Regions from separate parts of the Homo sapiens genome. Here region 1 is linked to region 2. A link is a contact called in ENCODE Hi-C or POLR2A ChIA-PET data. All regions are on one chromosome and are shown on one strand. The core of a region is the stretch at or near the end of the contact, and the rest is flanking DNA. Distances in the headings are between cores, read along the strand shown.

Region 1 (5,337 bases), core at 2,351-4,850, 230 kb after region 2:
TGTGAAGCCTGACGGAGAAAATGCCATGTTACAGACGCTTCGCTGAGCCCAAGTTAGAATGCTGTTGACACGAGCTCCATGTTAGAGAATAAACAGTGATGTTACATAACAAACACATGGAAATAGAAACACACATACATGAGGCCAGGCGCGGTAGCTCACACCTGTAATCCCAGCACTTTGGGAGGCCGAGGTGGGTGGATCACGAGGTCAAGAGAATGAGACCGTCCCGGCCAACATGGTGAAACCCTGTCTGTATTAAAAATAGAAAAAACTAGCTGGGCGTGATGGCGTGCGCCTGTAGACCCAGCTACTTGGGAGGCTGAGGCAGGAGGATCGGTTGAACCCGGGAGGCGGAGGTTGCAGTGAGCCGAGATCGCGCCACTGCACTCCAGCCTCGCAACAGAGCGAGACTCCGTCTCAAAAAACAAACCAAAAAGACCAGAAACACACAAATGAAAATACGCATAGACCCAGATTATATATATATGGATTGATGAAAATACTGTAAGCCGAGGCTCGAGAGAGCCTAACCCTGTATTCCAGTAGGAGCAGTGGCTCAGGATCAGCTAATTGGAGTGTTCACGATGACTTTCTAGAACCTCACTACTGTGAATAAGGGGAACTGACTGTATCCCCTGGCACCAGCCCTGGGCTGGCCCCGCTGCAGCAGGGAACAAGACAGGTGCAGTCCCCTCCTTTGTGAAGCTTTGTGTCGAGCACGGGAGTGGGACCTTGATCCAGTAATCCTGGAGGCAGAGATCTAGCTTAAAGCAGCCCAGCTCCGCGGAAAGGTGCCCTTGGGGGACTGACGCAGCTGTGGAAGGCTGCGTCATCAGGGGTGATGTCATCATGTGACAGGAGACGCGAGCTAAAGGTTAAGTGGTGTTGGGCCCAGTGAGTGGGTGGCGATGGGAGGTGAGAGTGTTCCCAGCAAAGGGAATGAAGAGGGAACATGCCCCTGACAGCCCCCTCTTTCTGCCTCTTCCTCAGAATCCGGGGCACCAGCTACCAGAGCCCTCACGGCATCCCCATAGACCTGCTGGACCGGCTGCTTATCGTCTCCACCACCCCCTACAGCGAGAAAGACACGAAGCAGATCCTCCGCATCCGGTGCGGGCAGGACCAGGCCGTGCGCCTGAGACGCAGGGCTGGGGTCTACCCTGTTTGACAAATGCTGACACTGAGGTCCAGCGGAGTGGCATGGTGGCTGGGCCTACAGGAGAGAGGGCTGAGCGGGCACCCAGACGGTGGCCTCCGATCCGGGAGCAGGAGCCACGGTGGGAAAGGGAGGCGAGGTACCCGTGACTGGTGTTGGGGCCAGCGCCCTGGGGGTGGTCAGGAGGCCTCGGTTTTAGGTCCAGCCCAGCCCCTGTCTCCGTGGCTCTTCTAGCCTCAGCATTCTATGGTTCTAAGATGCAGGCGCCACATATTCCCAGTGGGGAAGGGCCAGAGGGTTGCTGTGGCCACTTCTGCTGCAGTCAGAGGCTGGGCCCCGGCTGAGCCACCCCTGTCCCCCACTGCTTGCAGGTGCGAGGAAGAAGATGTGGAGATGAGTGAGGACGCCTACACGGTGCTGACCCGCATCGGGCTGGAGACGTCACTGCGCTACGCCATCCAGCTCATCACAGCTGCCAGCTTGGTGTGCCGGAAACGCAAGGTCAGCCGGCCGAATTAGCCAGCAGGGCCAGATGGCGGCAGTGAGTGACACAGTACTTCAGGGGCTTCCAGGGTTCCGATTTCATCCTAGAATGTACGTTTTCAGACGCAGGGAATTTTCATCCCTCAGGTTGGCTTCTGTATCATCCAGCCTGGCCTATAGTAGGTATCAGTAAATCTCTCTTGACTTAAGTAGATGCTGTTAGGTCCACCTTACAGATAAAGAAACTGAGGAATGAAGAGGCTGGGCCCACAACAAGGAGATGGCCAGGCAGGATTTGAACCCAGGCAATCTGGCCCAGAATGCCCTCCCCTCACATGCCACACTCTGCTGCCTAGAGCATGGAGGTGGCATACGCTGGGGTCTGTGCCTTGAGCCTCACGGAGAGGGGCCCAACTGAGGACTCGCCCTCCCCCTCCAGGGTACAGAAGTGCAGGTGGATGACATCAAGCGGGTCTACTCACTCTTCCTGGACGAGTCCCGCTCCACGCAGTACATGAAGGAGTACCAGGACGCCTTCCTCTTCAACGAACTCAGTAAGAATCCCCACCCCGCACCTGCACTGCCAGAGCCAACCTCAGAGGGAGGAAGAGGGAGCTCGGCGTAGAAGGCTCAGGCCCTGCCACCTGGGCGACACTGACCATGTGGCCTTCCTTCTCCCCACAGAAGGCGAGACCATGGACACCTCCTGAGTTGGATGTCATCCCCCGACCCCACCCTGTTTTCCACCAGAGTTCTGACACTGTGACTCTGTATAAAATGGTTGGGAAGCTGCACCCACCCTGTGTATGTGTGGTTGCCCTGAGCCCACAGAAAGACACCTCCAGAGTGCGGATTGAGAAGCCTTTATTGTGGGAGGATCGGGGTGTCAGGGCTCCAGGAGTCGGGATGGACTTGGAAGGCTGCGGGGAGGGTCTTTAGAGGAAGAGGAGGCCTGAGAGTTGGGGGTGGTCACAGGTCAAGGGGTGGTCTTTGGGACCCCCACAGTCAGAGGTGCTGCGGCGGCAGGGTCCACAGCGACAGCTGAGAGCCACAGGGAAGGAGACCACGGGGTCCACACCACGCGGGCAGCCAGGGAGCCGGATGGACTCGAAGCGCACATCACGGTAGGTGCACACCACCTGAGGCAGGGGCGGCAGGACCGCCTGCAGCACGCGCATCTGGAGGCCGTGTGAGTGGGGGAATGAGCATGTGCCTGAGGCCAGCGCCTCAGCTGAGCTCCCAAGCTGACCCCACAGGTCCTGGACTCAGGAGCCCAGGAAGCCCTCTGTTCCTGCCTTCCCACACCCCATTCCCCAACCGCAGGCCAGAGAGGCAGACCACCCTTCCTCCCCCGCTGCCTCTGTGGGTCTGGCCCTGAGGTGGCAGCATCTGCCCCTGGCCCCAGGCAGCTCACCATGGTGGGGCAGTAGCCGGCACAGATGGTGGTGTTGACGGTGATGCACACTGGGCAGCCCTCCTTCTCGACAGCCAGGATGGCATTGATGGGGTGGCACCATGGCCGAAGCGGCTCCCTGGATGCCCATGCCCCGCCCATGCTCAGCAGCAGCAACAGCAGCAGCCCCTGGGACAAGGACACTGCTTCACCCAGGTCTGAGACCGCAGCCCCGAGTCCTGGCCTTCCCATCCCGCGTGGTACACCACCCACAAAGACCCAGAGACCCTTCCCGGCATCTCCTATTCAGGACCCACCACCCGGACACCTGCCTTTCAGAGCCCACCCCACAGCCCAGAGGACCTGAGATGCCCCAACATTTCAGATCCCCACCCTCAGGAACTGCCCCACCTGAAGCTTACTGGGGGTCATGCCCCTCCAGAAAGAGGCCTCCTTCCACAGCTCACACGGGTCTGCCCCTTCTCATGCCAGTGATGGCCTGGAAGGAGGTGGAAGGTGCCCAGGGGCCCTGTAGTCTTACCTGGAGCATCTCCATCCTTGGTGCATCCCCTGCCTCGTGTATCTGGCTATATACCTCGGGGTTGTGGGGGCGGCAAGGCCACCAGGAGGTGATAGGATGCTGGGGTAACCTGGACACTAATCCCCCCGGGGGCGAGAGGTGCACATGGCCAGGGAGGCGCAGGAGTGGCTCAGCAGAGCGCCCCAGCCCTCTCCCCTCAGTGGTCTAGCGCCAGAGGTGAGGCAGAGACCACGGTGAAGTGACCTCAGAGACCCAGTTGTCGAGTGCTAGGGACTAGTCGAGCCTGGAGGCACAGGGAGTAGGGTGTAGGAAGGCCTGCCTCTGCCAATTGTGGGGTCTTGGGAGCCAGGAGGAGGCCATGACCCGAGAAAGGTGCTGGACTGAAGCCTCAACCCTCCACTTGAGGCTTTCCTGCACCACAGTCCAACCTAACAGGAGGGGCGCTGCTTCGGACTTAGCTTCTGCCCAGTGAGAGAGGGTCTCCCCGTGACTGTGCTGCCAGGGAAGCCACTTGACCCAGATGCCCCCAAGGAGGGATTAAGCCCGAGCCCCACCTCTCCCTTAGGGACCTCCGCCCACCCTACCCTCAAGCCAGGATGCCCGGAGCGTCCCCGGAAGTGGGTGTGGTTCAGGTGATTTAACTCATTATTTAATACGCCCGCAGGGTGCGTGTCTTGCCCCCGGGGCCACAGCCTGCAAGGACATTATCTGGACTTAGTCCCCTCTCCGTGATGCCGCAGCTGAGTGGGTGTCTGGGCTAGTCCCGCCCCCACGTTGCCAATAGACGTAATGAGTGCGACTCAGGCTGGGTCCGGAACCCTTCCTAGTGAGCGGAGGTCCCGAGCTCCGCTCGGCAGCGCGGCCCTGGGGGCGGGTCTGGGGTGGGGCTGGCCCTGACGGCTCACACCAGCGCCGGCTTCAAGCTGCCATAGCTGGAGTTCTCGGTACTGTAGGCTTTCGGCACGCTGTAGATGCCCCGCAGGGGCTTCCAGTGCGGGCCGCCCCAGGGCGCCTCCAGCGGGCAGAAGCGGTCGAGCCGCCGGAGCGGGTGCAGCAGGGGGCTGTAGGACTCCTGAGCCAGAGACAGGGCTCCCCGGTGCGGCATGGCCGAGGTCACCGGGCTGACGCGCGGCACGCGGACCCGCGGTGGTCGGGGCGGCCGGGAGGAGCGCGGACAGGGCGGCCGCTGCGGGCCGTGGCTCCAGACCTGGGGCGTCTCTTCGAAGCTCCAGTAGGTCAGGGAGTCCTTGCGGGGGTATCCGGACAGCTCCGTCCTGTGGGAGCAGGGCGGGATGGTGAGGATACAGCTGGATCCTTGGGGACGAGTTTCAGACCTCGGGATCTAAGGAGTCTGCACATTCAAACTCCTGCATTTCCAGGCGAGCACCCCTTAGGAAGGACGCGACCCGGCACGCGTTGCCTGCGTTCCTGGGTCCTCGAGGTACTTAACGTCCTGGAAACTGAGCTTTCGCATCCTAGGGAAGTAAAAGGGGACTTTCGCTTCCTTGGGAAGGAGTATCTGGGGGCTCAAGTACCGAAGGAGGCCCTGCCCTCAGATCCGGAATCCCCTCGAGCCGCTGTGCAGGCTTCCTGTCCCTACCGCGGTTCCTGAGAGGTGACACTAAGGACTCCTGGGTGCTTAAAAAAAAAAGGGAGGGGCTGAGGCCTGAACTTTGGTTCTTGCTGCTACAGAAGTCGAGGCTGAGACCACCGGCTCAGGGAATGGGAGCCAGCCCAGGGGCTCGGCGTGCACCGGCCACG
Region 2 (5,194 bases), core at 223-2,722:
TGAGATGGAGTCTAACTCAGGCTGGAGTGCAGTGGTGTCATCTTGGCTCACTGCAAACTCTGCCTCCTGGGATCAAGCGAATCTCTCGCCTCAGCCTCTCAAATAGCTGGGATTACAGACACCTGCCACCAAGCCTGGCTAATTTTTGTGTTTTTAGTGGAGGCAGGGTTTCCCCATGTTGGCCAGGCCGGACTCGAACCCCTGACCTCAAGTGATCTGTCTGCCTCGGTCTCCCAAAAAGCTGGGAATACACATGTGAGCCACCGCGCCCTGCCTAAGCCAGTGTTTCTATTTTTTTTTTTTTTTTTTTTTTTGAGATGGAGTCTCACTCTGTCGCCCAGGCTGGAGTGCAATGGCACAATCTCGGCTCACTGCAACCTGTGCCTCCGGGGTTCAAGTGATTCTCCTGCCTCAGCCTCCTGAGTACCTGGGATTACTGCCCACCACCACACTGGGCCAATTTTTGTATTTTTAGTAGAGACAGGGTTTCACCATGTTGGCCAGGCTGGTCTCCAACTCCTGACCTCAGGTGATCCACCCGCCTCGGCCTCCCAAAGTGCTAGGATTACAAACTTGAGCCACTATGATCAGCCAGCCAGTGTTACATCACCTCAGGGGAGTCTTTCCAAACACTCATCCCTTGAGATGTTTGTAAACTTGTATAATGCCCTAAAAATGGTTTTAACCACTCACACATTTGTTAGAAATGCTTATTCCTTGGTGCCATAAAGAAATAGCACTTGAGGCCGGGCGCGGTGGCTCACGCCTGTAATCCCAGCACTTTGGGAGGCCGAGGCGGGTGGATCACAAGGTCAGGAGATAGAGACCATCCTGGCTAACACGTTGAAACCCCGTCTCTAATAAAAATACAAAAAAAAATTAGCCAGGCGTGGTGGCAGGTGCCTGTAGTCCCAGCTACTTGGGAGGCTAAGGCAGGAGAATGGCGTGAACCTGGGAGGCGGAGCTTGCAGTGAGCCGAGATCGTGCCACTGCACTCCAGCCTGGGCAACGGAGTGAGACTCCGCCTCAAAAAAAAAAAAAAAAGACATAGCACTTGAACATTAATTTCCTCAGCAAGGCCATTTTTATTTTTATTTTTATTTTTTGAGATGGAGTTTCGATCTTGTTGCCCAGGCTGGAGTGCAATGGCACAATCTCAGCTCACTGCACCCTCGGCTTCCGAGGTTCAAGCAATTCTCCTGTCTCAGCCTCCCGAGTAGCTGGGATTACAGGCATGCACCACCACGCCCGGCTAATATTGTATTTTTAGTAGAGACGGGGTTTCTCCATGTTGGTCAGGCTGGTCTCAAACTCCTGACCTCAGGTGATCCGCCCGCCTTGACCTCCCAAAGTGCTGGGATTACAGGCATGAGCCACTGAGCCCGGCCAGCAAGGCCATTTTTACTTTCTGCAGAAAAGGTACACTCGCCAGCAGTTTTGCCACAAGAGTACAACGAACAAAGGAGACAGGGTCATTTATAACCTGACGCATCCACTCTACTGCCGTGTCGGGTTTCCATTGGCTGGAACGGGACCTCACATTCTGTATTTGTCCCAACTGGCTAGCAACTTGGAACTTTTTAAAAGAGGCAAAGGCAGAGGAGAACAAAGGAAGGGGGAAGTGACTTGTGGAATGCTGAGAAAGGTAAAAACACCTTCAAATAAGGAAGAGGAACAGGCTGTGACCTAATGCTTGCTTGGACCAGTATAAGCATGCCAGGGCAAATATTTAGGGTAAATTGTGGGAGCTAAAAACATAAAGTACACTGATTTCTTTATTACGGCTAGCAGATATTTAAGAATGTTAGCACAGGTCTTTGAATACATTTTGCGTCTAAGAGAAGTTACTATTTATTCCTAAGTAGACGAGGAGGAAAGTCTCTTTGAAGAGGAAGCTCTACTTTAATTTTTACACATTGCTAACTGATGAAATTGTATTTGGAGACTCACTCTGTAAATTGCCTCTTTCCTTAGTTTTCCATTTTTTATTTTTAGTTTACTTATTTATTTATTTTGAGACACAGTGTCACTCTGTCACCCAGGCTGGAGTGCAGTGGCTCAATCTTAGCTCATTGCAAACTCTGCCTCCCGGGTTCAAGGGATTCTCCTGCCAGGCTGGCTTCACTATGTTGGCCAGGCTGGTCTCAAACTCCAGACCTCAAGTGATCTTCCCGCCTCGGCCTCGGAAAGTGCTGGGATCACAGGTGTGAGCCACTGCGCCCGGCCTTCTCCTCTTTTGGCCTTTGACTTTATACTCAACACTGACCACCAGATGGTGCTGCAGGCACACCACAGCGTGGCCTGACACACAGCACGCTGTGGCTGGGTTATTACAGCTGAGATGTATTTACCTGGATTTATTATTTTATTTATTTATTTATTTTTCAGTAGGAAAGGTAGGGCCCGCTATTTACCAGGTTTTTTTTTAAGTGACAGAGAAAGACTGTCTTAAGCACACACACACACACACACACACACACACACACACACACACACACAGAGCTTATAAAACAGTTTAACGGCCGGGCGCAGTGGCTCATGGCTTAATCCCAGCATTTTAGGAGGCTGAGGCAGGAGGATGACCTGAGATCAGGACTTCAAGATCAGCCTGGCCAACATGGTGAAACCCCGTCTCTACTAAAAATACAAAAATTAGCCCGGTGTGGTGGCTCACACCTGTAGTCCCAGCTACTCGGGAGTCTGAAGCAGGAGAATTGCTTGAACCTGGGAGGCGGAGGTTGCAGTGAGCCGAGATCACGCCATTGCACTCTAGCCTGGGCGGCAGAGCGAGACTCCATCTCAAAAAAAAAAAAAAAAAAAAACAGTTAAAAAAAAAAAACAGTTTTTAGGCCCCATTATGCCTGTGTGATTCTTTGTGTCCTAATCTTGGGCGCACACACACACACACACACACACTTATTTATTTTTCTTGAGACAGAGTATTGTTCTGTTGCCTAGGCTGGAGTGCAGCGTTGTGATCTCAGCTCACTGCAGCCTCCACCTCCCAGGTTCAAGTGATTCTCCTGCCTCAGCCTCCAGAGTAGCTGAGATTACAGGTGCCCGCCACCACACCCGGCTAATTTTTCTATTTTTAGTAGAGACAGGGGTCTCGCCATGTTCACCAGGCTGGTCTCAAACTCCTGGCCTCAGGTGATCCACCCACCTCGGCCTCCCAAAATGCTGGGATTACTGGCGTGAGCCACGGCGCCTAGTCCTGTTTGTTATTTTAAAATGAAGACATCCTTAAGCATGAAAATGTCTTTAAATATTTTGAAAAATGTTTTCTAAAGCCATGAAGGCCTATAGTACCCTAAGTCTTATATAATTAAATTATAATTAAAGATTTAATCTGGCTGGGCCTGGTGGCTCACACCTGTAATCCCAGCACTTTAAGAGGCCGAGGCTGGAGGATCACAAGGTCAGGAGATCGAGACCATCCTGGCTAACATGGTGAAACCCCGTCTCTACTAAAAATACAAAAAATTAGGCAGGCGTCGTGGCGGGCGCCTATAGTCCCAGCTACTGGGGAGGCTGAGGCAGGAGAACGGCGTGAACCCGGGAGGCGGAGCTTGCAGTGAACCGAGATGGCGCCACTGCACTGCAGCCTGGGTGACAGAGCGAGACTCCATCTCAAAAAAAAAAAAAAAATTATTCTTTGCAGATATTCATTTTCTCACAGAATTGGACTCTTTTTTTTCTTTTTCTTTCTTTCTTTCTTTCTTTTTTTTTTTTTTTTTTGAGACAGGGTCTTGCTCTGTTACCCAGGCTGGAGTGCAGCGGCATGAACACAGCTCACTGCAACCTGGAATTCTTGGCCTAAACCCATCCTCCTATCTCAGCCTACCGAATAGCTGGGACCATAGGCACACGCCACCACATGCAGCTAATTTTTTTATTTTTTGTAGAGGAGGGGGGGTCTCACTATGTTGCCCAGGGTGGTCTCGAACTCCTGGGCTCAAGTAATCCTCCTGCCTTGGCCTCCCAGAATGCTGGGATTACAGGCATGAGGCACCAACACAAAGTTATTTTCCAAAGTGAGCTGCAGCGCCAACACTCACACCTACTCACTGTGTGCCCAGCACTGCTCATGGATAGCAGTTCTTGAACCCTTTGGTCCCAAGACCCCTTCACATTCTCAAAAATCACTGAGGCTGAGCACGGTGGCTCACGCCTGTAATCCCAGCACGTTGGGAGGCTGAGGCGGGCGGATCACCTGAGGTCAGGAGTTCCAGACCAGCCTGGCCAACATGGTGAAACCCCATCTCTACTAAAAATACCAAAAAAAAGGCCGGGCGCGGTGACTCACGCCTGTAATCCCAGCACGTCGGGAGGCCGAGGCGGGTGGATCACAAGGTCAGGAGATCGAGACCATCCTGGCTAACACGGTGAAACCCCGTCTCTACTAAGAATACAAAAAATTTAGCTGGGCGTGGTGGCGGGCGCCTGTAGTCCCAGGTACTCGGGAGGCTGAGGCAGGAAGAATGGCGTGAACCCTGGAGGCGGAGCTTGCAGTGAGCCGAGATGGCGCCACTGCACTGCAGCCTGGGTGACAGAGTGAGACTGCATCTCAAAAAAAAAAAAAAAAAGAAATTAGCCGGGCTTGGTGGCGGGCACCTGTAATCCCAGCTACTCGAGAGGCTGAGGCAAAAGAATCGCTTGAACCCAGGAGGCAGAGATTGCAGTGAGCTAAGATTGCGCCACTGCACTCTGGCCTGGGTGACAGACTGAGACTCCATCTCAAAAATCATCATCATCATCATAATAAATTGATGGCCAGGCACGGTGGCTCACGCCTATAATCCCAGCACTTTGGGAGGCCGAGGCAGGTGGATCGTGAGGTCAAGCGATAGAGACCATCCTGGCCAACATGGTAAAACCCCTTCTCTACTAAAATAACAAAAAAAAAAAAATTAGCTGAGTGTGATGACACACAACTGTAGTCCTAGCTACTCGGGAGGCTGAGACAGGACAATTGCTTGAACCCAGGAGGCAGAGGTTGCAGTGAGCCAAGATCATGCCTCTGCACTCCAGCTTGGTGACAGAGCAAGACTCGGTCTTAATAATAATAATAATAATTGATTACATTGTACCTGCTCTAGAAAAGAAAAAAGAAAAAAAAATCATTGATGATAGTCTCTTAGGCTGGGGGTGGTGGCTCGTGCCTGTAACCTCAACACTGGGAGACCAAGGTGGA

The links. A loop is a pair of places that touch in the nucleus more often than their neighbours do. ChIA-PET counts read pairs that join two places held with the same protein, here RNA polymerase II (POLR2A). Pooled maps may share reads with other maps.
Region 1: a loop to region 2 is called in a pooled map, with 4 times the contacts of the local background. The contact joins the promoter of LHB here to the enhancer-like site in region 2. A Hi-C loop is called at or near these places in 4 of 50 pooled maps. POLR2A ChIA-PET finds 5 or more read pairs at or near these places in 5 of 52 experiments (GM10248, PC-9, activated CD4-positive, alpha-beta T cell and 2 more).

The regions. Positions count from the first base shown.
Region 1 is chr19:49,013,491-49,018,827 of GRCh38, forward strand. It overlaps LHB (luteinizing hormone subunit beta), which reads right to left and starts at 3,601. Exons shown (of 3, transcript NM_000894.3): 1 at 3,577-3,601; 2 at 3,057-3,224; 3 at 2,490-2,820. The coding sequence starts at 3,591. The coding sequence ends at 2,578. RUVBL2 (RuvB like AAA ATPase 2) reads left to right here. Exons shown (of 15, transcript NM_006666.3): 12 at 994-1,113; 13 at 1,531-1,660; 14 at 2,082-2,196; 15 at 2,327-2,480. The coding sequence ends at 2,352. It overlaps SAXO3 (stabilizer of axonemal microtubules 3), which reads right to left. Exons shown (of 5, transcript NM_001396011.1): 5 at 4,478-4,850. The coding sequence ends at 4,478. RefSeq lists enhancers at 4,322-4,616, 4,426-5,337 and a silencer at 4,593-4,782.
Region 2 is chr19:48,786,044-48,791,237 of GRCh38, forward strand. No RefSeq gene overlaps it. Among named protein-coding and RNA genes, the nearest start is that of BCAT2, 22 kb to the right of the region's middle. Within about 2 kb of position 1,473, at least 2 of the 41 ENCODE cell types and tissues checked have a DNase peak (open chromatin) inside an H3K27ac peak, as active enhancers do.